2 separate regions of the Homo sapiens genome follow, and region 1 is linked to region 2. A link is an interaction called in ENCODE POLR2A ChIA-PET data of the cell type or tissue named here. Cell type or tissue: PC-9. All regions are shown on one strand. Links, peaks and the distances in the headings refer to the core of each region. The heading gives the core; the rest is flanking DNA. Region 1 has its middle 84 kb from the start of SNORA88. Region 2 overlaps RCN1 (reticulocalbin 1).

The links. Peaks named below come from ENCODE experiments on the same cell type or tissue, not always from the same donor. Only the 100,000 strongest peaks of a DNase experiment are listed, where the experiment ranks them.
Region 1: POLR2A ChIA-PET joins it to region 2 with 5 read pairs; 6 of 35 experiments call an interaction of 5 or more read pairs at or near these places.

Annotation. Positions count from the first base shown.
Region 1 is chr11:32,219,661-32,236,229 of GRCh38, reverse strand. No RefSeq gene overlaps it. Among named protein-coding and RNA genes, the nearest start is that of SNORA88, 84 kb to the right of the region's middle. In PC-9, for the core only: no CTCF peak of the experiment used is centred there; no DNase peak of the experiment used is centred there.
Region 2 is chr11:32,105,008-32,121,576 of GRCh38, reverse strand. RCN1 (reticulocalbin 1) reads right to left here. Exons shown (of 6, transcript NM_002901.4): 6 at 15,855-16,569. It also overlaps the pseudogene THEM7P. Among named protein-coding and RNA genes, the nearest start is that of RCN1, 22 kb to the right of the region's middle. RefSeq lists an enhancer at 15,313-15,582. In PC-9, for the core only: no CTCF peak of the experiment used is centred there; DNase peaks (open chromatin) are centred at 11,796, 12,236 and 12,746; H3K4me3 peaks cover 460 bases; H3K27ac peaks cover 1,300 bases.

The sequences.
Region 1 (16,569 bases), core at 6,199-8,698, 120 kb before region 2:
CTCTTTATTCCTAAATTCTTCAGTTTTCATTTATGAAAAACAATACATTTCTCTCATTATAACCACAGCACAACTATCAAAATTAGGAATTTTAGTATTGATATTGAAGGGAAGTATATACAATTTTTTCCCCATCCTCATAAGTTCATAGTTGGGGCAAACTCTTGTAACAAAAGATTAACAAAAGAAAAATCAACAAGTAAATTAACCCATGCAGTGCACGCTGTGTGGGAGAAAAGTAACTCAAAAGTAGTGGCTTAGAGTCCTGACTTATATCAGATCTTCAACAGACAGCGATAAATTTTAGAGAGGTGACAAGACAAAAGGGGAAAGCAGTCCCAGGCTTTCAAAGGCAGAAAACCTGTGGGAAGGAGTAAAGTTTGCTCCCAGATTCTCCTGCCACCATCTCTGACCTGGTAAGTGTTACCTGCATTAAAGGAGAATTTATGTTCAGTCTTTGGGTGGGATAGGGGTGAGGAGGGGGAGAAGAGTAGAAGACCTTTTGTCTTTGTTTATCTCTGTCCTGCCAAACAGAGAGAAGGCAAAGAGCTCACCTGCATCTTAATTGTCTTCAGCTCAATGATCCTTCATATTTAGGGAAAAAATATTCTGATTTCCCTTAATATAATACTATCATCTGATCTATATTCTAAATTCAAATTTTATCAGCTATTCCAATAATCTCCCTTATCCCTCATCTATCCAGTATGTCCAGTATGTAGTCCAGGATTATGCATTGCATTTAGTTGTCATATCTGTTTAGTCACTCTTAGTTGGGACAGTTCTTCAGTCTTTATTTGTCTTTCATGATCTTGGTGTTTTTGAAGAGTACGGGACAGTTAGGATGCAGAATGTTCCTCAGTTTTCATTTGTCTGATTTTTTTCATCATAGTTAGATTCAGATAATGCATTTTTGGCAGGAATAACACAGAAGTAGTGTCCTCATATTGGGAGGCACATGATATTCATAGGATAAGTTATTGGTGATATTAACCTTGACAACTTGGGTAAGGAAGTACCTGCCAGTGTGCTCTGCCATAAAGTTACTATTATTCATTTGTAATGAGTAAATAATTTGTGGAGAGATACTTTGAGACAGTTTAAGTACTGCGTTTCTCACAAAACTTTTACCCACTATATTTTAGCATCCATTGATAATTCCTGACTGAATCAATTATTACTCTGATGTTTGCAAAATGAAGATTTTCTAACTCCATGATCCCTTCTACATTTATTACTTGGCATAGTGATGTAAATAGTAACTTTTCTTTTATCCTATTTATTAATTTTAGTAAGACATAGGAATTCTTATTTAATTCAGAGGGTTATAATCCACTGATCTCATTCTTAAGTTTGATGTTCAAATGTTCCAGATGCAGCCATTGGGAGCCTACATTTAGTGGGCTCTTGTGAAAGTTTGGCATACCCCATTGTTGTTTGAGCATTTCTTTACTTTCTGGCATGACATGATGTTCCAGGATCATCTTTTACTTTATCTGCCCCAACACTGGAGCCAGTCATTTCTTCAAGAAGTCCTGATTCCTTTTTGTGAAGAATGGTATTTAAAAATTAAAATCTGGTCATTAAGTGTGCTTGTTTTGCTACTGGAGTGCCATTGTGTCTAGGCTCAACAAGGCTAGGAAACCTCTCTGTCTCTCTCTATCTCTCTTTAATCCATGAGTTCATATTGAAATTACCAAATCCAATCTAACACCAGAAGGTTCATTTCAGTCTTTCTACTTTCTATACTTGTGAGTACCTTCTCCAGGTGAGAAACTTGGCTCACACTATCCTCATTGTATTTACTTGTTTGCCCAGACTTAGATTCAGATTTAGATCATATAAGAAAACAGATTTAGAATTGCTAATCCTGCCACTATTAAAAAACCCCCACCTATCTATTAACCTGTGTTCAATATTTGTTAACAAATCTTTTTGACTTTAGGCTAAGGGGATATAGTTTTCAATAGTTATTTTCTTCCCTTCAGTGTGACTATGGTATTCATTTGAAAACAGTTATATATCTCTTTATGTTCCATTTTAGGTTTCTCCCTCCCCATTGTTATTAATTTAACATCATCATCATCATCACATCATCATCATCATCATCATTTTGTGTACATAAAACATTAACGTGGTTCCAAAACCCCAAATCACACAAAAACGTACATTCAGAGGAGTGTCACTCTCCCTTCTTCATCACATCCATTTTGTTAACATACCCTCATTAGTTTCATGTTTAATCTTCCTGATTTTCTTTTTGTAAATATAAATAAATACATTTATATTATCTTCTTTTCTTTCTTACAAAAAATAGCATACTATATATGCTCTTTTTAAGTTTTTATTTATAGCTGCTTAGTCCTCCATTGTGTGAGTGGAACATAGTCTATTCAACCAATCTCCTATGTATGTTTGTTCCCAATATTTTTTCATCAGAAAGAGGCATATACCTTGTCCATAGGTATTCTTGTATTGCTGCAGGTATATCTTCAAGGTAAATTCTTAGATGTGAGTCAGGGGGTAAACTCACTTGTGGTTTTGTTAGATATTATCTGATTTCCATTTTCCCCCTTAATGGTGGGGACATTCCATTCCTACCAACAATGCATGATATGAGTATCTCTCTCTTTTTTTTTTTTTTTTGAGATAAGATTTCACTCTGTGTTCCAGGCTGGAGTGCAGTAGTGTGATCATGGCTCACTGCAGCCTCTACCTCCTGGGCTTAGGCAATCCTTTCATGTCAGCCTCCCTCGTAGCTGGGACCTCAGGCACCATATGTGGCTAAATATTTTGTATCTCTTGTAGAGACAAGGTCTTCAAGTGATCCACCCGTCTCAGTCTCCTAAAAGGCCGAGATTACAGGTGTGAGCCACTGCGCCTGGCCAGGCTTTATAATTTTTACTCAATCTATTAATTGAGAAATGGTATCTCAGCATAGTTATAATTTGCATTTCTCTTACTGTGAGTGAAGTTGTCCATCTTTTCATATGTTTAAAGAGAATGGTAAAACCTTTGTGAGTTGTGTGTTTGTGACTTTTATTTTTCAACTGGAATTTTGGTCTTTTCCTCCCTGTTTTAGAGTTCTTTATGTATCCAGAATGGATATCAGGCCTTTATCTGAGATGCATTTTGATCATTGTTATTTTGAAGTCTGAGTGTTTGGGACTATTTTTATTGTCTTTTTAAAAAATTCTTTTGGGTTTTCGTCATTTGTACCAATTTCCTGGTAAGTCTTAGTGTTTTTGTTGTTGTTGTTTTTAGAGACAAGGCCTTGTTCTATTGCCTAGGCTGGAGTGCAGTGGTACAGTCACAGCTCACTGCAGCCTCAAACTCCTGGGCTTAAGCGATCCTCCTGCCACAGCCTCCTGAGTAGCTAGGACTACATGCACATACCACCATGCCTGGCTAATTAAAATAATTTTTTTTTTTTTGTAGAGACAGGTTCTTGCTATGGTGCTTAGACTGGTCTTAAATTCTTGACTTCAAGCAATCCTCCTGCCTTGGCCTTGCAAAGCCCTGGGATCCACAGGTGTGAGTCACCGTGCCCGGCCTGACTTTGTAGTTTTCAATTGAATGCCAGACTTTCTAATAAAATGTCGCAGAGGCTGTAAAGATGTTATTTTCCTCTGGAGATAATTTGGCTGACAGGTGATATGGATAGATAACCTTGCTCAGGCTGGTCAATGTCAGGTCTGTCTTCACTCTAAAGGAGTAGTGCTTCTCAGGTCCCAGCTGAAAGTCTGAGGTTTTGGCATTCCTCCTCTGCAGCACTGAAAGCGAATTTTTCTTTTTTTTTTTTTTTTAATCATCCTCAGCACTCTAAGACTCCTATTTTCTTCTTAGGTTTTTTGCCTTGTTGCAGTTGCTTTCTGTCGGTTTCTCTGTCCCATTCTGAGCAGGTGCAGCTGAGGAGTCAGCAGATACCTTGAGGGGAAGTTGCATTATTGGGCTCACTTGTCTGCAGCTCACTCTTCTCCAGGATGTTGGCCATTCAATTTTTTCTTCTCTCCCAGCACAGCAAGACCCACCACAAGCTCTAAGTTTCTGCTGTCTCTTCAGCCTTTATTCCTTACACGATGAATTGACAAATACCCCAAGGAGACAGAGCAGAGGCAATTGCAAAGCTCACCTCTGGGTGTCACTGTCCCCAGGGCTGCAGCCTGTGAAGTCCTACTGCCTTGATTATTTCCTGATACCTTCCAACAGCACTTCTTTTACATTTTATCCAGCTTTGAGAGTTGTTCTCAAACAAAGAGGTTGTTCTGATACTAGTTATTCCATCATAGCTAGTAGTGTCAGTCATCTTTTCACTTAGCACATTTTATTAAATTTCTATGGAAATGAGAGAACACAGTCAAATTGACAAAGCATTTTAAAATTGACAAGGAAATTGGCTTGCTTGTACATTGGTGGGGAGGGGATACATTGGTACTGCCTTTCTGGAGGGCATTCATTTATATCAAAAGCCGTAACAATTCACTTGCCCGTTGACTCAGCAATTCTGCTGCTAGGAATTTATCCTAAGAAAATAATGGTGAATATATGTGAAGATACATTTAAAAAGATTTTCATCCCATGACCAAAATCAGAATAAAAACCTTAAATATGCAACAATTGGGGACTTAATAACTTGTGGCTCTTCAATGCCATGGAATATAATAAAATTCAATGTTGCAAATGATGTAGAAGAATATTTCAATATATTAGTGATCCATTGTTAAGTAAAGAGATTATAAAACAACACATACAGTATGACCCCATTTAAAAATGTATATACAGACTAGAGCAATGCACATGAAAGTGTTAATAATGGGTATTGTATTGTTGTTGGATTTTCTTCCTTATGTTTAAGCATATTTAAAAACTTTTCTAGGCCGGGCACGCTGGCTCACACCTGTAATCCCAGCACTTTGGGAGGCCGAGGAGGGCGGATCACCTGAGTTCGGGTGTTCAAGACCAGCCTCACCAACGTGGAGAAACCCCATCTCTACTAAAAATACAAAACTAGCTGGGCATGGTGGTGCATGCCTGTAGTCCCAGCTGCTCAGGAGGATGAGGCAGGAGAATTGCTTGAACCTGGGAGGCGGAGGTTGTGGTGAGCCGAGATCGCGCCACTGCACTCCAGCTTGGGCAACAAGAACGAAACTCTGTCTCAAAAAAACAAACAAACAAAAAACACAAAACTTTTCCATAGGGAATGACTTTTTTCTAAAAAAAAATTAATACACACACACACACACACACACACACACACAAAACATATAGTTGATAGGCCCCATTGATGTTTACTGGCAAACATTATATTTTATACTGGTGGCCTGAGTCTATTTTTATACTCTTAGTAGTTTTACAGATTTCATCAGAAACAGTACTCACCTTGAAAATACTTGATGGGCCAGGTGCGGTGGCATAAGCCTGTATTCTCAGCTACTTGGGAGGTTGAGGCGGGTGGATCACCTGAGCCTGGAAAGCTGCAGTGAGCCGGGATCGCACCACTGCACTACAGCCTGGGCGAGAGTGAGACCCTGTTTCAAATAAATAAATAAATAAAAATAAATAATAAAAAGTAAAATACTTTGTGGAATAAAAGACCTCCATACAAACATACTTTATTCCCCACTAGTCAGATTCAAACAAAGACTTCCCCTGTTTCTGGCAGTGTGTACCAACACCTTTTTAGGAAAGAGTCATTTTAGAAAGTAAGTTTATGACCAAGGTCTTAGATTATAAGGGAAGATTTACTTTCTAGAAAAAAAGAATTTACTTTTGAAGCCAGTAGCCAACATTTAATGCAGTTACTTTTGTTAGACTAAAATCAAGATTTCAGAAGAACATTCTTATCCATTGTTGCTTTTTTTCTTGAAGGTATTTTCCAAAGCTGCAATCACTATGACCTATTGGGATTCAAAGCTCCTTCCTAAGAATGCCCATTCCTTGGTTACATCATCAAAGGACCAGACAGTTGAGGCCTACCATTGGCACCACGAGGCCTATGGGTACTTCTTGCCCATCCAGACAAGGTGGCAGGACAATGACCAGTATGGCCACGTCAACAACGCCGTGTACTACAGCTACTTCGACACGATTATCAGCCTCTACCTCATCAGGTCGCTCAAGTTCTGCAGCTCCAGCCCCTCTCTTTGACTCTCTGACATGCCCTTGGTTGGGAGTTCATGTAGGGAATTCCGGGAAGAGGTTCCCCCAGTTTTCCTCTGCTAGTGCACCTCTTTTGTTGAGCCATGTGAATATCAGACCCTTCCAGAGGAGAACAGCAAACTGACACGTGAGTGAAAAACGCGCCGCCCTGTTGCTCCTGCAGTCTCAGGTGTTCATATGTCTTGGTCCTTTGCACTAAATTGTCAGCAAATGTGTAGGCTTTGAATCTCAAATAAGCACCTACACAATAGACCACATAATGTTCAGCCCCTGTGCAACTTGAGCAGACATTAACATCAACCCTCGAGGCCTTTTTGTGGGAAAAGCAGCTGCTTCCGCCACAGAGGGCACACAAGGGGGAGGAGAGAGAGAGCAAAGATATAAAGATGTTTATTATATCCTCTGGATGCCATGATGACATGATTGCCATTTGATAGGTATGTTTGCAAGGCTGGTTAGTGTATATTTGGTCAATATAATTCTGTATATGAAAGATTGTGTCATATAGAGATTGTGTAAACCCTAGCTCTACCCTGCCTTAGCTGGGAAGTTTTGATCAAATTGTTTAACCTTATAGAGTCTTCTGTAAAAATAACTCACATTTATTGAGAGCTTTCTCTGTGTCTAGCACTGATGCATTTTACATGGGCTTTCTTATTTTATCCCAACGAGAGAGTAGCACAGACTGTCAGTGCAAGGAACCTATTTTGCCTTTTTGCCTGTACTCTTTTGGGGGCATGCTGGCCTGTCTGTCAACTGCCATTAGCAACATTTCTTTGCCTAAGGACTTTCTCTGGCTACCAGAGCTCCTTTTATGGGCAGACCAGAAGTTCCGAGGAATGAATGCCCCTAGAAGCAGTTTTCGACTACTGACTGATGAGAGCTGGTGTATAAATACCCCACCTTCCTTCCCTCTTGGGGGAGATAATTCTAAGGTGCATACCTTACACAGGCTCCCAGGTTTCCCTGGTGGGAATCAGCTCTAGTTAACCAGACTGATAGTTTTTATTTGAGGTAGAATTTATATAGCATAAAATCCAGCATTTTCACTATTTTAAAGTATACAGTTCAGTGGTTTTTAGTATATTCACAATGCTATACAACTATCGCCACAATCTAATGCCAAAACATTTCTATCGCTACCCTCCCCCCCAACAAAAAAAAACCTGTATCTATTAGCAGCCACTCTCAATTCCCCTCTCCTCCCATCCCCTGGCAATCACTAATCTAATTTCTATATCTTTGGATTTGCCGATTCTGGACATTTCATGTAAATGGAATAATATTTAGTGTTTTGTATCTGGCTTATTATACTTGGCATGAAGTTTTCAGGGTTCACCCATGTTGTAGCATGTATTGGTACCTTATTCTTTTATACGACTGAATAATATTCCATTGTATGAATATGCCACATTTTGCCTATTCATTCATAAGTTGATGGGCATTTGGGTTGTTTCACTTTTGGGCTATTCTGAGTAATGCTGCTGTGAAGATTTCATGTACAAGTTTGTATCTGGACATGTTTTCAATTTTGGGTATGAAGGTAGAATTACTGGGTCATACGTTAAACTCTTTGTTGAACTTTCTGAAGAATTGTCGGACTGTTTTCTACCGTAGCTGTGTGTATTAGTCTGTTTTTGTACTGCTGATACAGACATAACTGAGACTGGGTAATTTATAAAGAAAAATAGCACTTTGGGAGGCCGAGGCGGGCGGATCACGAGGTCAGGAGATCGAGACCATCCCGGCTAAAACGGTGAAACCCCGTCTCTACTAAAAATACAAAAAATTAGCCGGGCGTAGTGGCGGGCGCCTGTAGTCCCAGCTACTTGGGAGGCTGAGGCAGGAGAATGGCGTGAACCCGGGAGGCGGAGCTTGCGGTGAGCCGAGATCCCGCCACTGCACTCCAGCCTGGGCGACAGAGCGAGACTCCGTCTCAAAAAAAAAAAAAAAAAAGAAAAAAAAAGAAAAATAGGTTTAATGGGTGCAGTTCCACATGGCTGGGGAGGCCTCACAATCATAGTGGAAGGTGAAAGGCATTTCTTACATGGCAGCGGCAAGATAAAATGAAAATCAGGCAAAAAGGGTTTCCCCTTATAAAACCATCAGATCTTGTGAGACTTACTCACTACTACGAGAACAGTATGGGGGAAACAGTCCCCATGATTCAAATATCTCCCACCTGGTCCCTCCCACAACACATGGGAATTATGGGAGCTGCAATTCAAGATGAGATTTGGGTGGGGACACAGCCAAACCATATCACTGTGCCTTTTATATTCCCACCAGCAATGGCTGAGGGTCCCAGTTTCTCCATATCCTCACCAACACTTGTTATCATCTTTTTGATAATAGCCATTCTGGTGTTTGTGAAGTAATATTTCCCTGATGACTAATGATGGTGAGCATCTTTCCATGTGCTTATTGGACTTTGGTATATCTTCTTTGGAAAAATGCCTGTTCAAATCCTTTGCCTATTTTTAAATTGTTTTTTTTTAATTGTTGGGTTGTAAGAGTTCTTTGTATATTCTGGATACTAGGCCCTTATCGTATATATGATTTATAAATATTTTCTCCCATTTTGTGTTCACTTTCTTGCTCGTGTCCTTTGACACACAAGAGTTTTTTATTTGGATGACAGAGTGGTAACTTTTAAAAGCCAGGTGTGGTCGAGGGCTCCTGTAATCCCAGCTACTCCAGAGGCTGAGGCAGGAGAATTGCTTTAACCCAGGAGGTGGAGGTTGCAGTGAGCTGAGATCGTGCCACTGCACTCCAGCCTGGGTGACAGGAGTGAAACTCTATCTCAAAAAAAAAACACAAATGCATTATTGATTATTTTCCCTTCTTGTTTCTTCCTCCCTTCCACAGGAGCACTTCATCTACAAAAAGTACTTTATAATTCTTACTCAGATTGCAGATTTGCTATGTTAAGCAACTAAACTCTTTTTTTTTCCTAAAGGATAGGTATAAAACCACTTTCACTTTGAAAGTGGCTGTTTCTCTCTTGTCCTGAATCTTCACACTAATTTTACTTTACGTGCACCTGCCCGTAATTTCTGTAGAAGTAGTTTGCACTTGCTTACTTGTGAATAATAAACTATCTTTTTCAGCACTCAGTTTAGCTTTTAGGACAATGTATGCTTTCTACTTTGAAATCCACAGCAGGAGGTAAAAACAGCATTTGAGGTTATTTATAATTTCCCATCATTTGTCACATAGGGCAACTTGACAGTGAATTTTCTAACTCACTCAGGGCTACTCACTCTCTCTTAGGAAGGACCAGCCTTGTAGCTTCTTTGGGTTGACTCCTGGGTTACCTCAATACGAGTGAGAGCTAGTGCTGTTTGGCTTTTGTGGCTGTCAAATGTCTCCCATTCACAAAGGGGCCTGTGGAAAGACAATGTGCAGTTAATGGTGGTTGAGGCCTTTATTCAGTGGAGAGCATGTCTGTGCGATCCCGTGTTATAAACTGCTTCACCCAGGGTCAGCTTCTGCCAGTTTTGCGGGTAGAGATGGGGCTAGGCGGCAGGTAAGGAAGAATTCCTGATGGAATAATGCTCTGTCACAGGTAGAAATCTCCAGGTGTTACACACTGGCTCTTAAATTGTGAAAATACCCTGACTGTTGTGCCCAGGGACTTTGTAGTCATGATTTCATAAAGAAAATGGATTTACCTTTAAACTTGTTCTATGAGATCTGCAGACTGTTTAATAGGTTGTTCGTGGACTGTTGGAAGCAAACCTAGCACCCCTTGAAGGTGTGAGAGTGTGGGAAGAGCAGGTGAGGAGCGGCGAATTGCCTCATTTCGGGCAATGAGAGGAAGAGGAGGGTCGGGCCACAGTGATGCATCACAGACTGTGGTGCCCTGTAGCCTCCTTTTCTCCTGGCATTCTAAGGGTGGCCAAATACCCATGGGGTAATCAATGAGCCACACATCATTTCCTAGAACATTCCTTTTTGGGGAGGGGGGTTTGTCCAGGAGGGGGTGCCAGGGGGATGTGGAGGACGTGGCAGGGAGGGGAGAAAGACGGTGGAACTGGCCACAGCCTGCCCCAAGTTCCCATCACTTTGACATGCGGAAGGGGTTAAGTCATTCTTGAACAGTTTATCGCTCATCAATTGTAATTAAATATGTTTATATTAAATTATGTTCTGTAATTAATGTAAAATCCTTTAGCCTATGCTGTTATTAGAACCAGATGCTGAAGTACCAACAATATTTCAACATGACTGTGCTGCCTCGCCAGCTGTCTAACTGTAATTACTTTAATCTCAGCTTGTTATCTAATTATCACCTTTGTAAAGGGAAAAGTACTCTCTAATGCTTACTGATTGTTTCAGATGATGATGAAGAGCGGGGAACAGCTGTCAGAGATCGTGGGCCCTGCTTATCACAACGAAGGAACTTATCCTGAAGTGTATTCAGGGCCAAACTGCCAAAAGAAAGCTGTGCCAGTAGGGAACGGGGGACTGGCCAGCGAGGGGAGACAGGTGGTGTGGTGGTGAAGGGTGCAGCCCCCATAGATAAACTGTCAGGTGACACCTGCTTTCTCCAGCAATGCCTGGGAACAAGTTTCTTAATCTGTCTAAGACTCAGTTGCCTCATCTGTAACATGGAAATGGTAAGAATTCTAGACTCTACCTCACTGGATTGTTATGAGGATTAAATGGGATAAGGCACCCGAAGCTCTGAACGCAGTGCTTGACAAAATGTGCAAGTTTAGTCATTGTTAACTATTCTACCTTAAAAGAAATCAGTGTTAGTTTTCTCCATTTCCATCTTAGCCTCGATAGGCAAATCTGAAACAATGAAAATGGGCATCTAGATGCCAGCAACTTGGCATTATCAGTTTGTTTTACAAATTATGTTTAAGTTCTCTTTGTTAGGGACTGATATTTACCCTTGCATTACTTATTCAAAAATAGTTCACCAAATGAGCCAACAGTATACGTAAATATTGTCAGGGAAATCTTGAAACTCCTAAGGAGGATAGACTGTTTTGGAATATTCACTGGTATGTATGTATGTATCTGCATGTCAGCCATTGATGCGGTAACTGCAGTTCTTTCCTAAATAGCCATTGAAGCAGATTTCCTTAGGATGTTTATTAAGCTTTTTCATATTCTCTCATGCTTTACCTCTCACGGCCTGCACCCCCATCAGGGGAGAGTTGGCACCAGATCTCCCTGCCGTGCAAATAGTGGAAGGCTAGACCACTTTTGGAGAAGGATCTACAAGTAGGAGGGGGCAGGGCTAAGGGGAGTGGACTGAGCCAATGAGAAAAGGCTAGGCCATGGGAGATGGCTGGGTTACTGGGATAAGCCTAGACTACTAGCAAGGTCTGAGGGAGTAGAAAAGAATCCCGATCTTCAGGTACCAAGTAGTCAGTACTTAGTCCCTTTGAGGGCAGGAAGTAGGGGGCCTCTTAAAAGATAAACATTTTACTCAGGTAGTAGAGAGAAAGGAATAGGAGACAGAAAAAAAAAAAAGAGGTAGGAAAGCACAGATCAAAGAGCCCAGAACAGACCTTTGCAAAAGAGATAAGAGAGGAGGCAGGAGAGTAGATGAAGTGCTTGGGCTACTTCAGAGGTGCCTCAGTTCCTATGTCGACTCATTCTCTTTGATAGCCATGTGACCTCAGTGTTAGGGTTTTTTTTTTTTTTTGAGACAGAGTCTCACTCCGTAGGAGTGCAGTGGCGCGATCCCGGCTCACTGCAACCTCCGCCTCCTGGGTTCAAGCGGTTCTCCTGCCCAGCTAATTTTTGTATTTTTAGTAGAGACGGGGTTTCACCATGTTGGCCAGGATGGTCTCGATCTCTTGACCTTGTGATCCACCCACCTCAGCCTCCCAAAGTGTTGGGATTACAGGTGTGAGCCACCGTGCCCGGCCAGCCTTAGGGTTTTTAATTAATTTCTTTAAAATATTGTATAGCTCCCTGTGTTAGGCATAATGACTAAGTGTAATAATATTTGCAAAGTACATAATAAGTGGTCAGTAAACTGTAGACTTTATTACTAGGTAGGACCAAAGCTAGGGGAGTATGCCCCAAACAGGACAATCAGGATGGTGAGGGAGGAGTCAGTGAAGTGAAAGACCTGGAAATATCTTTTCTAACAGCTGTGGACATACACATGGAGCATGTCAGCTGGGGTCCAGTCAAGAAAACAGAAACTTCTCTAGGTCTTTCAAACAGAAGGAGTTGAATACAGAGATTTGGCAACACAGTTATTGGAAGAACTCAAAGAGCAAACAAAAAGACAGTGATATAATACAGAGATTGGCAACTGCAGAAAACCTTACTTTTAGTGCTGGGGGAACAACAGAGAGAACATAATATTACCAGAGCCCAGAACTTCAGAGAATGGGATCCTGGGTGGGTGCTGGGACCCTGGAGGAAGGGCTGTGCTGAGTCAGTGCTGGGAATGAGGAGGGGATGCTAAGTGCTGGGGCTGGGATGGAGGAGGCTGTTATGAGCTGCCGGGGAAGCTGGCGCCCATAGCTGACTGCTGCTGGAGGATTTCTGACAGAGCTGGAATAAGGAAGAGTCCTTCCTTCCCCTCTTCTTGCCTTCCAAACGTCCCCAGTGCCTCCCACTGCTAGGACCAAATCAGAAGCTAGCTAGCAAGGGGGCTTGGGGGGATCCTAGTGCCCCTAAAATAAAAGCAGATCATGGAAGGGTAGGACTGGAGCTAAGAGCAAGCAGGCAGATGACCTTCCTGTGGAGGGAGGCTGCCTGGTGTCCTGTCCCTTTCTCTGCAGCAGCTCCTCATAGCATCCCTGCCCGCTGTCCTTCAGTCACTGGAAGAAGGAACACGGATTTGTCTTACGTGATTAACTAGTGGCTCTTACTAGACTTTCCAGGTCTGCCACTACCTACAGCCATTCTAGGGTGACTCAGGACAGGCTTATTTTAGGTCTCTCTTTACCCCACCAGCCCAACCTGGCATTTTGGAAGGAGGGCAAGTAGCCTGTTATTGATTTAATTAAGAGTTGCCTTAAAAAATTCTTTTCAAATGAAAAGCAAGGATTAGATCTATATTTTAATTTCACATGGCAGCAAAGAGCAAGTCTGCTTTTAAATAAGTAAAAGCAACTCAGCTTTTTTTTTTTTTTTTTTTTACCTGTAGGAAGCAGCACCACTTAGCTGTTAAAGAGCTTGGGCTGAAACCAGAGAAATGTGTCTGGTCCCTGCTCTATAACTAGTATAACTAGTGTGAACCAAGGTATTTAGCCTTTCTCTGCCTCAGTTTCCTCATTTGTTTAAAGGAATGAATGAGTCTTTCCTTGTGAGGTCTAGCTGGAATAATGTTTATAATAATCTCTTAACACGGTGCCTGACAATCAAAGAATGATGGCCATTATATTAATATAATTTTTTTTCTTTAGAGACAGGGTCTTACAGTGTTGTCCAGGCTGGAGTGCAGTGGCACAATTACAGCCCACTGTAACCTCAAACTCCTGGGCTCAAGCGATCCTCCCACCTCAGCCTCCTGAGTAGTGAGGACTACAGGTGCAAGCCACCATGTCCTGCTAAATTTAAAAAAATTTTTATGTTGCCCAGGCTGATGTTGAACTCCTGGCCTCAAGTGATCCTCCTGCCTTGGCCTCCCAAAGTGCTGGAAATAGAGGCCTGAACCACTGCACCCAGCCCATTATAGAACTGATACGATTCCTATGTCATCTACTGGATTACCTTTTCCCTCCTCTTGGAGCTAGTCAACAAGTTTTTAGAGAGTGCCAGAGGGAAGCAACACCTTATAACTGAATTCTGCAGCATCATGCTCTAAAGCAATACACATACAGAAAACAAGATACCCTCATTGGAGAAGCAGCATGACCTCTCTGACTCCAGAGGAAGCCAAAGCTCCAGAGGAAGCCAAAGCTTGCAGAGGGTGGGTGCCGACCTCCTTCATCAGGATCAAGCAGCCTGGCCTTGTGTAGAGTTTAGATCCATTTTATTGGTTCTGTCTACATATGGGCAAAGGAAAAAGTGGGCTTATCTGAAATCAGTCAACCAGAAAGCTCTGCTAACTGTTGTTTCTTCACTTATCAGTGCAGTAATAACTGATGTTTGTGGCAATGAACCTGGAGCCCCACGAGAGCCTAAAATATGTTCCAGCTTACGGCATTTGAGTGCCTTACAGTTCTTTGAAAATCAGACAGATGTGTAGTGGAAGTTAGGTCATGCTTAGGTGAGCAAACCATCATTCCGAGCATTTCCCCAGGTGAGACGTGTGATTCACAGCTTCTCGGCTTTGCACGTGCTGGGACTGCGCTGCCCCCAGGGCCTTCTGGGGAAGCTAGTTGAGCATCTTCTCTCCCAGTGCTTTCCCTGACCCTCCCACAGGCAGAGCCACTTCCTTTCCTCACCCCATCGCGTGACCCAAGGAGTCATAGGGCAGCATTTCCCCCACTGGGGTGTGGGTTAATTTGCATGTCGATCTCCCCCAGTAGACTGTGAGCCCCTCGAGGGAGGATAGTATCTTGATCAGTATATTACCTTGCCTGGCATATATTTTGGCCTGAGTGAATGTTTCTTGAAAGAACCAAAGTAACTCGCTCTCGACCTTGCTGGATCACCCAGGACACGCTTTTCCAATGGTATAAAGAAGTGTTGTCTACCGGGCTGTGCAGCAAGTCTTCCATGATTGTTCTTGCCACACATTACTGGATCCTCAGACCCGGAAACCACAAGTCAGGCCGACTAGGGAGACCTCATTAGAGCACCCAGTGGACTCTCACTGCTATGGCCACAACTCAGCTGTGGCTGTTTTAGCAGCAGCAGGAGCAGAAGACAGGAGCTGGCATATCCCAGGCAGGCAAAGGGGTGGCTCTTTCATGTCAGGAATGCCCAGGTGCAAAGAGGGTGGCTTTAGGAGCAGAGGCTCCCACTGCTCATCAGAAGAACATAAATGGGACAAACTTCACATAAACTCCCTTCAGTAAAAGGTACATACCAGGCTCTGGGGATATTCTTTGTTACAGCATCTTTGTCTATTGAAGGAAATATCCTAAAATGAGAGAAATAACCCAGCATCAGAGAACTTAAGGAAACCTCTGCCTGGAGCCTCATGTGCCATCACTTCCACTGTAGTTTCTTCGTCTCCTGCAATAGTAAACTGCCTGTGACCACCTGCTTCTCACCTCTCTGTCTTTGGTTAAACCATTGCCTCTAGCTGGAATATTCTTGCTCCTGTTCTTCTGCAGTCTCTTTCTACCTTTGTCTGATTATACCAACCACCACCCCTCAAACAGGATTGTGCCCATATCCTGTTTTCCATAGGACTCTGGATTTTCCATATCAGGAGTCCACAAACTTGTTTTTTTGTTTGTTTGTCTTTTTTTTTTAGACATAGTCTTGCTCTGTCGCCCAGGTTGGAGCACAGTGGCATGATCTCGGCTCACTGCAACCTCTGTCTCCTGGGTTCAAGCGATTCTTGTGCCTCAGCCTCCCGAGTAGCTGGGATTACAGGTGTGCGCCACTACACTTGGCTAATTTTTTGTATTTTTAGTAAAGACGGGCTTTCGCCATGTTGGCCAGGCTGGTCTCAAATTCCTGACCTCAAGTGATCATCCTGCCTCAGCCTCCAAAAGTGCTGGCCCAGGCATAAGCCCCAGTGCCTGGCCCACAAACTTTTTCCATAAACAGTCAGACAGTAAATATTTTAAGCTTTGTGGGCCATACATAGGTCTGTGTTGCACATACTCAGTTCTGTTTCTGTAATAGGAAAATAGCCATAGACAACATGTACATGAATAACATGGCCATGCTCCAATAAAATTTTATTATAGGCTGGTGCGGTGGCTCATGCCTGTAATCCTAGCACTTTGGGAGGCTGAGGTGGGTGGATCGCTTGAGCCCCGGGGTTTGAGACCAGCCTGGGCAACATGGTGAAATCCCATGTTTTCGAAAAATACAAAAATTAGCCAGGTGTGGTGGCAGGCACCTGTAGTCCCAGCTACTCAGGAGGCTGACATGGGAGGATCACCTGGGCCCAGGAGGTCAAGGTTGCAGTAAGCCGTGATTGTGCCACTGCACTCCAGGCTGGGTGACAGAGTGAGACCCTGTCTAAAAAAAAATAATAATAATAAAAATTGTTTCAGTTTCCTACAATAATTTCTGCATTCTCTTCTCTGCACTCTTGTATTTTCATAGCTTGAGTTGATCTTTTAGCTATTTAATCATAAATTCTTATGCACTGTTACTGAATTTTTCCCCTTGTAATGATAGGTCACCCTAATCTGAACTCCTCAAACAAGGAACTGTAGTGTCTTAGCCTTGATTTACCTCAAAAGCAGAGCTGAGCTAAGATCTTGCATAAAGGTTGTTTTTTAGAAATTGATTTCAAGGAAAAAGAGTGAGGGGTCAAGAAAAGTGAATGAGACAGATGAGGACCAACCTAGCACT
Region 2 (16,569 bases), core at 11,739-14,238:
AGAGCTGGAAGCCAGTAAGCCAGGAAAGGTCCAGGTATCTGTCCTTTAAGCCCTTCCCTGAATATCTCTGGAAGCCACAACTTTCATTTCCATTGTTGCCACTCAGCTCAGTTCTCAATATTTCAATAGTCTCCTAACAGGTGTCTCTGCCCCTACATATGACTTCACTAATCCATTTCCTAGAGTGCTGATCTTGAAATAAAAAGATGGTCATGCCACTCCCTCCCCAGAACAGAATAGCTTCCCGCTGTCTTAGGATAAAATCCAGTTCCTATGTGATTTGGCCCAGCCACCTGCTCCTGCCTCATCTGCTATCTTGCTCCCTTCCAGTCCTGTGGTCTAGCCACAGGGCCTCACTGGTTTCGGTTTCTCAGAAGCTCTTTGCTCCCACCTACCTCTGTCTAGGTTAGGCTCTTTTGTTATTGCATTTCATACAACCATATACAGTTGTCCCTCAGTTTCAGCAGCGGATTGGTTCCAGGATGCCCTGTGGACACCAAAATCCAAGGGCGCTCAAGTGCCTGATATAAAATGCCACAGTATTTGCATATAACCTATGCAGATCCTCGTGTGTATTTTAAATCATCCCTAGGTTACTTATCATACCTAATATAATGTAAATGCTACAAAAATAATTATACTGTTTTTAAAAATTTTTATTATTTTAATTTTTTTCTTCTTTTTTTTTTCCTGGATATATTCTATTTGAAGTTGGTTGAATCTGAAGATGCAGAAATGGCAGATACGGAGAGCCAAATGTATATAAACTTCCTGCAGAACACTCACATTTAATTTGTGATGGAGTATTCAATATTGTCTCTCTTTGATTAGTGTAGGGTCAAGAGAAGAGAACCTTTTATCATGGTGGTATCACCAGCACCAAACCCAAGGATAATGTTAATGTATTAGTCCATTTTGCATTGCTCTAAAGGAATACCTGAGACTGGGTAATTTTTTAAATAAAAGAGGTTTATTTGGCTCATGGTTTTGCAGGCTGTACAAGAAGCATGGTGCCAGCATCTGCTTCTGGTGAGGATCTCAGGAAACTTTCATTCATGGTGGAAGGTGAAGGGGAAGCAGGCATCACATGGCAAGAGAGGGAGCAAGAAGATAGAGCAAGAGGTGCCAGGCTCTTTAAACAACCAGCTTTCGTGTGAACTAATAGACTGAGAACTCACTCATTACTGTGGGAAATTCATGAGGGATCCGCCTCATGACCCAGACACCTCCCATTAAGCCCAGTCTCCAACTTTGGGGGTCACATTTCAGCGTGATATTTGGAGGGGACAGACATCCAAACTACATCAGTTAAAATGGTAAAATTTAAGTCGAAGTCTAGATTGATTTACCAGTTTCTGTTGAGGAGTTGAGGAGATCTTAGCTCCACTAATTGATTATGCTTGAATCATTGCCACCAAGAGACCAAGCAAGATTTCTGTTGTACCTCTTGAGTAAATTCCTGTTATGACAATGCAGTAAAAATTAGTTACGTTCTATAATATTTACTATGCAAATTTCATTGGCTTAATCTTCCTCTGGCTCAATGGCTGAACAGGTCCTCTCTCCCCTTTGAAGCATCCCTCAGCTTTTCCTGGAGGTTTCTACAGTGTAACAGTTGCCACCTCTCATCCCTCTGGGTCTTTCCCTCTTGCCCGGCTCCCTGGTTTTGATGTCTGTGACACTGGACACCACCTGAAGGAATAACACAGTGGCCTTCATTGACAATCACCACTATCCACACCCTAGGTGGTTACCAGGGTCCTGATATAAGCAGTCTTCTTAAATAAGGGAAAAGTCTGGCCCAAAGGTAAATGTAGGTCTCCACCCATAGAGACCAAAACCATTTGCAAATTTTGAAAAACAAGCAAACGACAACAATAACCACAAAAATCTTTAGGGTCCAGAAATTAGCCAGGACATAAAAAATATGCATTGTCTTATTTCATTGCCACAAAAATCCAATCAAGTCTGTGTTATTATTTCCATTTTACAGATAAGAAAAACTGGCCGAGCACGGTGGCTCAAGCTTGTAATCCTAGCACTTTGGGAGGCTAAGGCAGGTGGATCACCTGAGGTCAGGAGTTCAAGACCAGCCTGGCCAACATGGCGAAACCTCATCTCTACTAAAAATACAAAGATTAGCCAGGCGTGGTGGCAGGCACCTGTAATCCCAGCTACTTGGGAGGCTCAGGCAGGAGAATCGCTTGAACCCAAGGGGTGGAGGTTAGAGTGAGCTGAGATTGCGCAACTTTACTCCAGCCTGGGCAAAAGAGCAAAACTCCGTCTCAAAAAAGAAAAGAAAAAAGAAAAGAAAAAAGGAAAAAAAAAAGAGATAAGAAAAACTGAGGCTCTGGGACATTGAGTGACTTATTGAGATCACACAGCAGCAGGGCCATGAATCAAATTCAGATCTAATGACCTTAATTAAGCTTTTAGACAGTATTCTGTACTGCATGATGACAGTAATAGAAATGGTTGGTATGTCATTTATTTCTATTAGTCTTCCTGGGCCCTATATACCTGAATAATTCTGTGATGACAATATTAAAATAGGCTTGATTGAAGATAAATTATTTTCATAAAGATACACAGAGTACATTCTTAAGTGCTAGTTTCATCTTAATCTTTTAAATTTATACGTGTTCCCATTTAAGGTATTTTCTATTTCTTTTTATTTTTTTTCTTTAAAGAACTTTTTTTAGAGACAATGTTTCATTGTGTCATCCAGGCTTGAGTGCAGTGACACAATCATGACTCACTGCAGCCTTGAACTCCTGGGCTCAAGTGATCCTCCCACCTCAGCCTCTCAAAGCGCTGGGATTACAGGCATGAGCCACCATACCCAGCCTCTATTTCTTAATGTGGGTATTTATCCTTGTAACCACATAATCTGCTACCACCACACAGTCAGAGGCTTCTTTGTGTGGGGTCCCAAGGCCTGAATTGCCCTTCAGCTGCCCGTGCGATGCTCCTTGAGGACTCTGCACAGTCTCAGGTTCATGTGGCCAAGCCCGTGTTTATTCTGATTTGAGGGGAGTGTGGGAGTGGACTTCCTGCCAGAATCCTGCCCTGATATTCCAGGTAACTGACCACAAGCCATGGCCCTTTCTATGCTATTTATAGTGAGTGACAAAAATAGCCTCACCCCTCTGAAAGGCATACCTGTGCCATCTGCCCACTGGCTTCCTACAACCTGACAGGCACTTTCTCTCCTGACCTCAGGAGGAGGCAGGACTGTGTCCTCACACAGACCCAGGAGCACTGGGTCCCTCATGTGCACACTTCCTGCTCCAGAGGGACCCAGGGCTTCAGAAGGCACCAAAGCAGGGCTTCAGCTCAGGGGTCCAGGCAGAACCTAGTTATGGATGCAAGGAAGGAGGCGGGAACTTGGGGAAAGGGGAGAAGATAAGACCAAGTCCCATTGTTGGAGCTAGATACAAAGTCAGGCTGGGATCATGGGCACTGCTGGTCTGATTCTGAGCCATGGTTGCCTCGGAGACTCATTGGTCCTCAAGTTTGGGCTGGGGTTGAGTCTGGGGGTGGGAAGGTTAATGAACCCAGCTGAAGGGGCTGGCAGGAGATCCAGAGCGTAGACCTCACCTGTCTTTCTCTCTTTTTCTTTCTCTTTTTCTTTTTCTCTCTCTCTTCTTTCCCTCCCTCCCTCCCTCCTTTCCTTCCTTCCTTTCTTTCTTCCTTCCTTCCTTCCTTCCTTCCTTCCTTCCTTCCTTCCTTCCTTCCTTCCTTTCTGCCTTCCTTCCTTCCTTCTTTCCTTCCTTCCTTCTTTCCTTCCTTCGATAGAGTCTTGCTCAGTCACCCTGGCTAGAGCTCAGTGGGGTGATCATAGCTTACTGCAACCTTCAACTCGTGGGCTCAAGTGATCCTCCTGCTTCAGCCTCCTGAGTAGCTGGGACTACAGGCACATGCTAGGCTAATTTTTAAATTTTTTTTGTAGAGATGGGGTCTCGCCCTGTTGCTCAGGCTGGTCTCAAACTCCTGGGCTCAAGCTACTCTCCCACCTCGGCCTCCCAAAGTGCTGGGATTATAGATGTGAATCACTATGGTGGGCCCCAATCCTGCCCCTTTCTGGCTGTGTGACTGTGAGCAACTGATTTCATCTCTCTAAGCTGTTTCCCTATCTGAGGGGGTAGCGCTAGACAAGAATGTCTTATGCTCATGTGTGTACATCAGAATCACCTGGGGAGGTTGTAAAAATAAGGATGCCTGGACCCCTCCATGTGGGTTGATTCTGAAGGCCTGGGAGGATGATGCTGGGATCTGTAGGTTTGCCTGTTTCCCTAGGAGATTCTGATCCATGTCAGTGTAGAAAGCCCCTGTCCCAGATGATCCCCAAGGCATCTGTCTTTCAACCCTAACATTCCCTTATTCTAGCGTACACTAAATCAGGGATAAGAAAGCATGAAGATAAGAATTCGCTTCCTATGACAATTAGGCAGCATCAGAATCAGACACTTTATCAGTCACTTGTTATATCCCAGGAAACCCACTGGGAACTTATATTCAGAGCCAATTTTCTGTGTAGAAGGCTGAAACTCTGGCCTCAAGTTCATCATCCCCTCCTATCTTCTCTCCTGGGCAGTGTCTTTCTCCCTCATGGTTTGATGGCCATCTATCTCAGAAGTCACAAACTGGAGGCTCACAAGGCAAACCACAAGGCCCACAGGGCAGGCCACACTGAGTTTTATTCACTCTGCCCAGTATTTTTTAAAGTCTGAATCTGTCTGGTGTCTGGTGTCAGACTGGTATTTGCTGGCCAGTGCACCACAGGCCCACCACAACAACTGGGTCACACCCAGCCAGCTTCAACTCTTTACATTGCCTGTCCGGACCCTGAGTTTAGACCTAATTCAGTCTCTCAACTCCCGTCTCCAGCCCAAACCTCTCTTCTGATCTTCAGGCCCATCTATCCAATTACCTCCTGGTGAGATCATCCAGTTTGTGTGCTTAAAGGAAGGCCTGGCCTGTAGTACATATAGTACAGGGCTAAATAAATGTGAGTTAGTGACATTATTATTCCTGATGCTCACCTCTTCTTAGAATCTCACAGGCACCCAGCTCAGCCTCTTCAAAATGTCACTTCATTTTTTTTTTTTTTTTTTGAGACAGGGTCTCTCTGTATCACCTAGGCTGGAGTCCAGTGGCACAATCACAGCTCACTGCCTCCTTGACCTCCCAGGCTCAATTGATCCTCCCACCTCAGCCTCCCAAGTAACTGGGACTACCCAGCTAATTTCTGGTTGTTTTTTTTTTGTAGAGACAGATCTCGTCATGTTGCCCAGGCTGGTCTCGAACTCCTGGGCTCAAGCCATCTGCCCAAAGTGCTTGGCCCTCTGCTCAAAGCCACTGTGCCCAGCCAAAAGTTCACTTCAACTTGACTCCCTCCTCATCTTCACCCCAAGCCTCCCCTCCACCAATGAAATCATCAGCAAGATGCCTGAGACCGGAAGTCATCCTGGGCTCCTTCCTCTCCTTCACTCTAGTGTATCCCCAGACCTTCTGTAAAATCTCGCCTGAATCCATCCAGTTTTTTCCATCTCTTCTAGTCCAAGCCACCATTGTCTTTGCCAGGACTGTGGTAGAGGCCTAACTGCTCTCCCTGCAGATATTGCTGTTTCTATTGTAACCCACTGTTCAATTTGAAGCCACAGATCTTTTTACTAAACATAATCATTTAGTTTACTAAACAGACCATTTTACTAAACTGGATCTTGCTCTCCCATGCATACAACCCATTTATTGACTTCCCATTGCCCCAGGATAAAATCCAAATTCTTTAACAGATCCTTCCCAGCCTGGCTCCTGGGAAGGATCTCAACGTTTTTTCTAGGCAATATGTACAGAAGCCATCTGGGACTTCTGTTATCTCTGGGATGTGCCACAGTCTCTCTCTGGCCTCTGGGCCCTCACACGCATTTCTCTTCCAGGAAGACTCTTCCCCCTACTGTTCACTGGGATAGCTCCTACATGCTCGTCCTGTCTCAGCTTAGCTGTCCCTTCTTAGAAGGTCTGCCTGGACTTCCTAGACCAAGTCAGGCCCCTGCTAGATCCTGCAGAATCCCTGTGCTTTTCCCAGCATTGCGTTCATCACAATGCATCATAATCGCATCCAGTGATTGCTTCCTGTCTAGACGAAGGCTATATGTGGGCAGAGATCTTTACCACCTAGCTTGTTCACTGCTGTCTCTTCCATGCCCACCACATGCTTGGAATGTAGTAGGTGCACAATAAATGTTTGTGGAGGAAAGGAAGAAAAGGAGACGAGAAAAAGAAGAAGCAAAGAGTGGAAGGGGGCAGCCCGATTTTTCTTTCCTCTGCAAGCAGAAAGTAACACAGCTGGCATCTACTTCTTGCCAGAGGAGAAAACGGGAGCTGATGCTACCCAGATCCTTTATTGAGAACTCCTGAGGAAAGGCTGCCCAAAGATGTGTCCTCAGCATTTAACTAAGAGCAGGTGTGCAATAGAGATTTTGAATGAATTCACTCATTCTAAGAACTTACTGACCTAGACTATAACCAAATGTATAACCAGCCAGAAAAGTGTTTTTTGTATGTGTGTGTGATAAGACTTGAACAACTATTTGAATTTTTAAAAGTAGACACATATATATAAACTTTAATAAAAATTAAAACCTAAAAGAAAAGAATCAAGGGGGAACATTCTCACTCAGGAGCCTATTGTTACTGCCAACCAAATCAGGGCATGAACTTCCAAACATGGGGCATATTGCCTAAATGCGATGACACTGTTTCAAAGTCCCGGAACCACTTAAAAAAATGCAGTTCATCCACTAGACTGAAATGTAGATTTTGTTTTCTCCATCTAGAGATCCAGAATGGGGGAGAAAATGAGAACTTTGCATCAAGAGAGCCCAAAGTTTGGGTCCAAGTCCACCAGTTACTGCATGCATGTCTTTGGGAAACTTATTCCACCTCTTTGCTTTATTTTCTTCCCTGTAGAATGGAGAAACTGCGACCTGCTTTGCAGGGTTGTTTTGCAAACTGAGTATAAAATGTAAAGCACCTAGCACCGTCCTGACACATACCAGGTGTTCAGTAGACTGCATTGTTTAAATGCAATTCAATTATTTAAAAATATAATTGGGCTCACACAGAAAACAGGCTGCTCATGAAATATTGCTCTCCTAGTGGGAAGAGGCACGATTTCTTTACTGTCCAAGAGGAAAACAGTGGCAGAGAATAGAAAAGAAAGGTAAGGGAAATAAAAGCAAGTGATTTTGATTTTCACTGGATCTTGGAGTCATGCTGAAAATTAAGCAAGCCTTTTCTTTTCACCTTTCCCCTTTCCCTCTGCCCTAGACTAAATGTTTGTCCCCACTCCCCATTCATAGTTGAAACCTCATCTTCAGAGGTGAGTCCTTTGGGAGATGATTAGGTTCTGAGGACAGAGCTTTTATGAGTAGAATTATTAGGTTGGTGCAAAAGTAATTGCAGTCTTTGCCATTAAAAGTAATGTATGATGAGCTGATGAGCCCAGCTTCCATGTGAATTAAAAGCAATGGCAAAAACCGCAATTACTTACGCACCAACCTAATAGCACCTTTATAAGGGATCCCAGAAAACTCTCTCACCTTCTTCTGCCATGTGAGCACTCAGTAAAAAGACAGCCATCTGTGAACCAGGAGGCAGGCACACCCCAGACACCCACCTGCTGGCGCCTTGTTCTTGACCTTCCCAGTCTCCAGAACTGCGGGAAATAAACTTCTGTTGTTGATAAGCACCCCCTGGGCTATGGTATTTTGTTACAGCAGCACTCTCACAGTACTCATGAGGAAGACTTCTAAAGCAGGGAAGTGGGGGCAGGACGTTGGCAGAAGGAAGAAGGAGCCTCATTTATCCCACTGCTCATCCCTCTAGTGCTTCTTTTAAAAAAAATTACATTCAGCCATTGAAAAAATAACATGTTCTCTTATTTCAAAGGCAAATTATGTTCATTTGGGAAGATTCAAGTAAGCAAAAAGAAGAAAAAAAATTATCCACAATTCCACTGCTAGATAACTACTGAAAACATTTTGCAGCCTAGCTTTTCAACGTTTTTTCTAGGCAATATGTACATAAACCAACATGTTCTTGTATAATGAGTGAGATCACGTGGGGTAGAACATGCTGTTCTGTAACCTGATCTTTTCCATTGAACATCTTTCCACGTCAGTCGGTGGACGTATCTCATGGCACCATGGGTGACCGTGGTGTACCCTGAGGGGGGCTGGCCACATGACACTCTTGGTGGGTGCCCTCCCTGAGCAGAAACTTGTAGCTTGTTTCTGTTTTCCCTCCATGAACAATGCATCAATGAATAACTTTGTAGTCAAACTTTATACAAGCCGTAATTCTTCCTTCACAATGAACTCTCATAGTCAATGTTAATTTTTGTCAAGAGGAGAAGACAGTAAGACAACATGTCTCGATGCTTTTTATTTCCGATTCTGTTCAGCCTCCAAATTTTATCTCAAGTGTCACCTTGTTCCTATTAGACAAACTTAAAAAGTGAACAAGACCCAGCCCCTGTTCTTTGAGATTAATATCTAGCAGCAGAAATAAGAGACACAATAACTTATCTCTAATAAATGAGTTTCCCTTCTCATTTAGCATAAAAGCACCTGACTTTTCATTGTGAGAAGCAAGAGAACAAGAGGGACGTAAGTATTAGGTTGGTGCAAAAGTCATTGTGGTTTTTGCCATTAAAAGGAATTGCATGTATTAATAATAGCCAATGTTTAATAAGAACTTACCCTGTCTAGGAACTGTTAATATATTAAATGGTATACACTCGTCATTTAATTCTCACAATCAGCCTATGAGGTAGGTTATGATGTTAGATTGTTGTAGAGACTGAGATAGACTATATTTTAAGGGATCATTCTATAGTTCATTACTAGAGATTTCTCTGAACATGCAGAGCACTGTAAAATAAAAAATAAATAAAATAAAAAGAAACAAAGGTACAGGGAAGTTAAGTAATTTGCCAAAGGTAATTTGGTTAAGTGGCAGAGCTGGGATTTGGACCAAGGTCCTTTGAGGCTAGAGCCCTCTGCTACTGAAACAGGCTGCCTTTGGGCTGGGAGACAGCATCATGGTGCCCCAGAATAAGCATTGTGATCTAATCTTCTAGGTACTGTGGCCTGAAAACTAGCTTGCAGTCATCCTCCATGCTGGGGTTCAGGGTGGCCAATTGGTGTATCTACCACACACCTATCAGGTTTCCTTAGATCCCAGTGGCTGCCTTGGTTGTGGAGAAAGTTAGTCACTCCAGTGTGCATTACCTCCTTGCTCTATTTCCACCTAAGCCCACTGAGGAGCTGCCCTCCGTAGATCACCGTGACCTCAGTGATGCCTTTTTCTTTGGCCATCCCCTGCTGGCACAGTTTGATGCTCTGTCCTGTACCACTGGTTCTTCAGTTTAAGTCTTTGTGAATCCAGCCACCGGCAAGCCAACAAGCCTTCCAGAAGACTTCCAGAGGGGCCTCCTGCAGCTGATGAGGACAGCTTCCATATGAATCACACATACTGTACATGGAATTGTGTATGTCATAAAATAAAGTTTAGGTTATTCTCTAGACAATTTCTTTTGATTCTTTTGCATATATTTTTGACCTTAAAATGACTGTCAATTCATTAATATTTTTTATAACAGAGTCATCTAGCTCCATTGATCAAGTGCCTTCTTGCATCAAGGCTTGGGGCTAAGGGCTTTCCTCTCTGAGCCCTTGCAGTCACCTTATGAGGTAGGTACTGTTCAGACCTCCCTTTTACAGAAGATGTAAACTTCAGTGCAGTAAAGCCAGCTTTCTTTACATGTTTACAACAACCAACCAATAAACCTTTGACACTTTTCTGTTAAATCCATAACCTCAATCAGTCACTCATGCCATGGATTGCAGTCTAGAGGTAACTATGAATAAAATAAATCTTTGATGCTGAAATACATAAGGACCATACTTGAGGGTCATAATAAAAATGGCTGCCATTTGCTGAATGCTGAAGACACAGAATGCTTTACGGTCATTGCTTCAATCAATCATCATGACTGTTCTATACAACAGGTGTTATTATCACCATTTTCCAGATGAGAAAGTTGAGGTTTTAAAGAAGACAGCTGAGTCAGGTTCTAGTCCAAGGTCTGTCTCCACCTCAGTGCCACAGGGAAAACCATGGGTTTAATCTCCCTGGGCCTCAGTTTCCTGATTTGGAAAACATAATCCCCAGTGACCTTTTCCATCTGGATTCTTGAATGCTTTTTGCATGTATGGAGACTCTCCATCTGCTATGGAATTGAGTTCCAAATCCCTGCCACTTATAAATATCTTTGGAATACCCTCACCATAATAAAAACAATTGCGAAGTGCTATTCCTTTGTCATTGAGGCCATTTAGTTCAACCTAGTAATAGATTGATTTGGGGGTTTTAAAAATGCTTCACAGGAATAATTCTAAAGCATGAAAAGATGATTAAACAGCAGCCTGGTGTTTGCAGGCATTGATTACCTGAACTCTGGCACTTGACCTGCTCAGGAGGGTCAACAGAGAGCAATCCTTTTATGTGTGTGTCACTTCCCAGTCCTCGAACTCCTTGCACATGCATTATCTCACCTCATTTGCAGAGCTACTCTGGGAGCTAGGTATTATGATGATGATCCCCACTTTAAAACAGAACAGGCTCTTCAGGAGGAGGGTAACCTGCCAAGATCACAGCACTTCTGAGTGGCAGAGTTAGAACTCGAATTCAACCAGGACTTTGGACCCGTCTTTCCATGCTACCAACTCTGCATCTCATCACAGTAGTCCTGAATTTTCAAATGACACCATGCCCTCCCACCAGTTTTAAAAATTGTGGTGATAGCCCTGTTGGTTCCACTAAGAGGCTCCTGAATCAGAGGCAGTATAGTGGAGTGATTAACAGAGAGACCTGTATTTGTATCCCTTATCTGCCATTTATTTATTTATTTATTTATTTATTTATTTATTTTTGACACAGAGTCTCGCACTGTCACCCACCTGGGCTGGAGTGCAGTGCCGTGATCTTGGCTCACTGAAACCTCCACCTCCTGGGTTCAAGCGATTCTCCTGCCTCAGCCTCCTGAGTAGCTGGGATTGCAGGTGTGCACCATCACGCCGGGCTAATTTTTTGTATCTTTAATAGAGATGGGGTTTCGCCATGTTGGCCAGGCTGGTCTTGAACTCCTGACCTCATGATCTGCCCACCTCAGCCTCCCAAAGAACTGGGATTGCAGGCTTGAGCCACTGCGCTCGGCCTTATCTGCCATTTCTAAGTAGGGGAACCACATGTCTCTGTTTACCCAAGACGATCCTGGTTGCCCTAGCATCATGGCAGGCCATCCCCTAATACTTGTGGGCCCCATCATGGGAATAAAAAATGGAGGTCACTCTATTATTGTTCTTCCTACCAATGGGCTCCATGTAGGTGTGTCTGTTAGTCTGTTTTTGTTGCTGTAACAAAATACCTTAGACTGGGTCATTTATAAAGAATAGAAATTTATTTCTCACAGCTTTGTAGGCTAGAAAGTGCAAGATCAGAGCCCTGGTAGGTTTGGTATCTAGTGAAGGCTTCTCCCCGCTTCCAAGATGGTGCCTTGTTGCTGGGTCCTCACATGGCAGAAGGGCAAAAAGGAGGCCTAGCTAGTTCTCTTGAGCCCTTTTATAGAGGCACTAATCCTATTCATGAGGGCCCTGCCCTCATGAACTAATCACCTCCTAAAAGCCCCACCTCTTAATACTGTGAGAGGAAAATAAAAACTTGGGATCCCAATTCGCTCTGCCACAAGGGAAAGTTAAGCCGAAAGCTGAGTCATGCAAGAAGCTCCCTTTCCTTTTGCTCCTGAGCAGATACCTACCGATAAAAGTTAAGTATTTCCACAGGTAGCTACTTTATATTCCCCTTACTGTATGTAAAGTACCGATTTACTGAGCAGGAGACGAATACATAATTCACTATTCCCCTACCTGCTCTTTTTTCCTTGCAACCTGTGGATTTCCATATCCTATCTCACTCTTTCCCCTGCAGCCTCTTTCTCCCTTTAAATATTGAAGCCCTCGAAATCATCCTTGGAGAAAAGCACAGACCACAGGCTGTTTCTTTGATTCTGTGTTTTGTTTTGTTTTTTCCTCCCAGGCATGTCCTTAACCTTGGCAAAATAAACTTCTAAATTGATTGAGACCTGACGCATACTTTTTTGTTTACAATGTCATTGCCTTGGGTCTTAAGTTTCAGCAAATGAATTTTGGGTGATTCATAGATTCAAACCATAGCAGTGTGTGTGAACACCGCAGCCTGCAGGTTTACATCAAGTCCACCCCCCAACAGCTGCCCGTTGGCCATCCTTTGGGACTAGAGGTGGGCTTACCCACCATGTTGCCTGCCCTTTGGAAGATATACCTGGGGAAGAGGCTGACCCAGGCTTTGGAAGAGACTTGGGGTCATTTGGGCAGAGAGTTCTGGAGTCATCTGGGGACTTGGAGCATGGTCTAGAAGCAGGAGGCACTGGCTCTGAATGGGCAAAATTTTTTGGCCCATGGACTTCTCAACCCTTGGGGAAGAACATAGTGAGACAAGGAGTGGAATGAGTCTTTACTAGTCCCAAAGTGAGCAGAGCAGGTTGTCCAGGATTCAGGGAGATATTGATTAAAACTCCTCCCTTTCATTGGCAAAGGTGTCCTTGTCTGGACAATCAATTATACAGTCATCTCATATGTGAGTTGGGTGGCTTTGGGCATTACTTCCCTTTCTAGTTCCCTGATTTGTAAGATGGGAATCCACTGTGGTAACCACAGATGCTGCTCACCAGTGCTTTCAGCAGTAGGATCACACTCTCCTGCTCCCTTGAAGTTAGAAGTGGCCACATGACTTGCTTTGACTGACCAATGTCAGTGAGCATGAGTGACAGGGGCCACTTTTAGGTGGCAGCAGTGGATTGCCTGTGTGGGGTCTCCAGTGGATATGGTTGCTTGTGGAGATATCTTGCTGAGACCCCACACCACAGACAACTGGCCAGGCCACAGCTGGCTTTGCAAAAGCAAAGATTATACCTCTGTTGCTTTAAACCACTGAGATGTTAGCATTGTCTGTTACTGCAACATAACCTGGCTTCTCCTCTTTCCTACAAGTACCAATCTCAAGGGCTGCTGTGAGGGTTACATGAGAAAGAAATGTATGTATGTGCTTGGTATAGTTCCTGGTACAGAGCTATTAGTGTTTATCCTAGGAGCAATGAAATGCTTAAGTGCTCACTACACAAACACCTTTGAGGTAGAAGGTAGCCAATCCTTACAGCCATTTTCTTTGATGGACTTCTGTGGGAGAATCAGACTCCATTTTCTATTTTACATGAGAAAAATTATAGAGGTACTAAAAGCACATGGGGTGGTGCGACGCATTACACCTAGGGTATGTATCCCCAGCCATGGACCCTGGGACTGACCAGAATTGAGGATGGGGATGGTTTCTTTGGAAATAGCCCCAAGTTCATGTAAATCTCATGAGTTTACTGATGACACAAGGTTTCCAGCCAGTACTCAGACTTTTAATACTTCAGTGTGAGCCAAAGTGATGAACGTTATGCCACTCATTGGTTTTTAGTGGGAATTCTAGTGCTATAAACTCATTTCAGTACTTCAGAGACAGCCAAATCTCAACTGCACGTTCTTGGAGAAACCTGAGATTTCATTATGAAAGTGACAAAATAAATCTAGAAGGAAAAAAAAAAAATCCCGTCAACCACTCACTACCTCACCCCACGAGACATTTTAGCTGAGCTGCTAACAAGCAGCCACACAGCAACTGTTTGCTGGGGACTTCTGAGAAGATACGACTCACGCATTTGCTAATAAGGGAACAACTACCATATTCCAAACAGGTGAAGAAAACCTTCAGGTATGGCAGATTTTCTAACTACATTTTTGTGACACTTTTATTCATTCGAAAACCTACAGTAAGAGACGCGGAGTGTAAAATGTGTGTTTGTGTTTTGCTTGGACAGACAATGGCTCCTAGCAATTAATGCTTTCAGTCACATTAAGCATTAAATAATGCTTTGTGACATTACAGTATTTCCCATTACAGATCAATTTTGTAGCATTTGTTCATAATCAGACTTGAAATGTTACCTAGAAACAAAATATGTTTTCCTTGAAACAGTCAGACCTTATTAGAAATCTAAGGTTTTACAAATCACCATGTTAACAGTTTTGCCCCTAGCTAAGGTTTTCATTCTTTAGTGTTAAATTCAGCCCCAGAAGCTCTAGTATCGTTCAGGGTTAGTCTTCCAATGTGCACTGACTTGAAAGGAAAAAGTTAATGCTCCAAATATATTTAATGTCTTACTACATACAATAATAAATCAACTATATTCCTTTTTGGAGGTGAAAAATAATGTCATCACCTTTTAAATTGTTATGCTTATAATTAGGTTACACAATATTATTTTCTCATTTTTTAAAAAACAGCTTCTCATTGCTTTAAAAAAAAAGCCATATGCTTATTTCTAGTAAAGCGGAGTTATTCTCATTTCCTTACCACATAATCATATGCTGTGGATGAGCAAAGAAATAAAGAGAAAACATATGAAATTTTGAGATTTGGAGCAGCAAAACTTAAAGCTAAATGGAAGAGAACTTTGGAGCCAGGAACACCTGGAGTTGATGTCTTGCCTTGCCATTTAATCATTGTGGAATCTTGGGCAAATCGCTCAAAGTTCCCATTTAGCAATTGTTAGCTATTTTAATATTTTTTACAGAATTTTTTTCCCTGAGAGATATTCCCTTTGATTAAAGCCATCAGCCTCTCATTCATTCAGCAAATAATTCCTGAGCATTTATTGCTAATAGACTCTACTGTTCGCAGTCCCGGGAAACAGCAGTAAATCAGAAAACGAGACTGCTGGTCTCATGGTTTATATTCTAGCTTGGGAGAGACAAGCAATGTCCAAACAATATAATGTCAAGTGGTGTAGTAGGTTAGCTTGAATGAAGGCCCCCCACCAAAAGATATATCCACCTGCTAACCCCCAGAACCTGTGAATGTGATCTTACTTGGAAAAAGGGATGATGTAATTATGCACCTCAAGATGAGACCATCTTAGATAATCCAAGTGGGCTCTAAATCAAATGACAAGTGTGCTTATAAAAGACACACCAAGGGGAGACACAGAGAAAGGAGAGGAAGGCCTTGTGAAGACAGAGGCAGAGATGACGCAGTGGAGTGATGTAGCCACAAGCTAAGGAACTCCAAGGAGTCACCAGAAGCTGGAAGAAGCAAGGAGGCATTTTCCCTAGTGCCTTCAGAGGCAGAGCAGCCCTGCTGACACCTTGACTTCAGACCCTGGCCTCCAGAACCGTGTAAGTTTCTGTCACTGTAAATCCCCCACTTTGTGGCAATTTGGACAGAAGGCATGGAAATGAATACAAATAGTAATGCATGCCAAGAAGAAAATAAAATGGGGATGTGAAACCGAGATTCGAGTTGGGATTACTTTAAATAGTGGGGTCTGGAAAGCCCCCCTGAGGAAGTACCATGTGTTACCCGAGGGCGTGAGAGATGGGTATTCTGAATGTGAGGGGGCAGCAAGTGCAAAGGGCCCAACCTGGGAATGACCTTGGTGTGTCTGAGGACTAGAAAGTCTCTGGGGCCAGACTATAGGCGGTATGAAAGGGACAGTGGTAAGGAGATGATGCTACTGCTGGTAGGGGCCAGATCCCATAGGCCTCCTCCTACAGCGCCTCATAGGCCCAGGGAAGAAGTCCAGATTTTCCAGGTGCAACCTTTTTCAGGAAGATTTTATAGTTAAAATGACCTAGAAAAGTAAAGGCATTAAGTACATACATTTATTAAATTAGTAAATATGAGTCTATTCTGAACATTCTAGTAATTGGATGAAAAAAAACCCCAGAACCTTTATAATGTTATTCATGGGATCCAACCCCACTGTTTTATGCTATATGAATAATGTCACAAATAGCATCTGTGAAGTCAAACACCACAGGACACAGTAGAAAATCCTTAGGGGGATCCTTTATTTCATTCACTTCCTCCTTACAAGGTGAAATTTCAATCTGTACAGGTTGTGTCTGCCAGTTCAGTCCACAGCTCAGAGTATCACCTTGTCCTCATTCCATGGTATAAGCTGTTGCGGGGGGACAGGTCTGCGGGTCGTGGATTCACTGGACTGGATGGGACATGATCCAGAACTCCGCTCCGTTTGGCTTCCCAAGGATCCCACCAACTCATTCTAATCAGTGATCACTGAGGAAATGCATTGTATTCCTATTCACTATTTCAAAGATCAGGCCTACCTCATTGGCATATTAAGAAAGTTTTCTCAAGTATATTTAGTGTTTATCATTTTACTATAGTTCTTCAAATGTCTGACATTCATCTTTTCCCTACCTCTAAATTCCTTTCTTTTTCACATTATCTTTCTTGATTGCTTTTTAATAGAAAAACAAACAAAGACATGGATTTACTGTGCATATTAGCAGATCCATACTGGAAAATGCATGGAGGTTTCATATACACCACTTA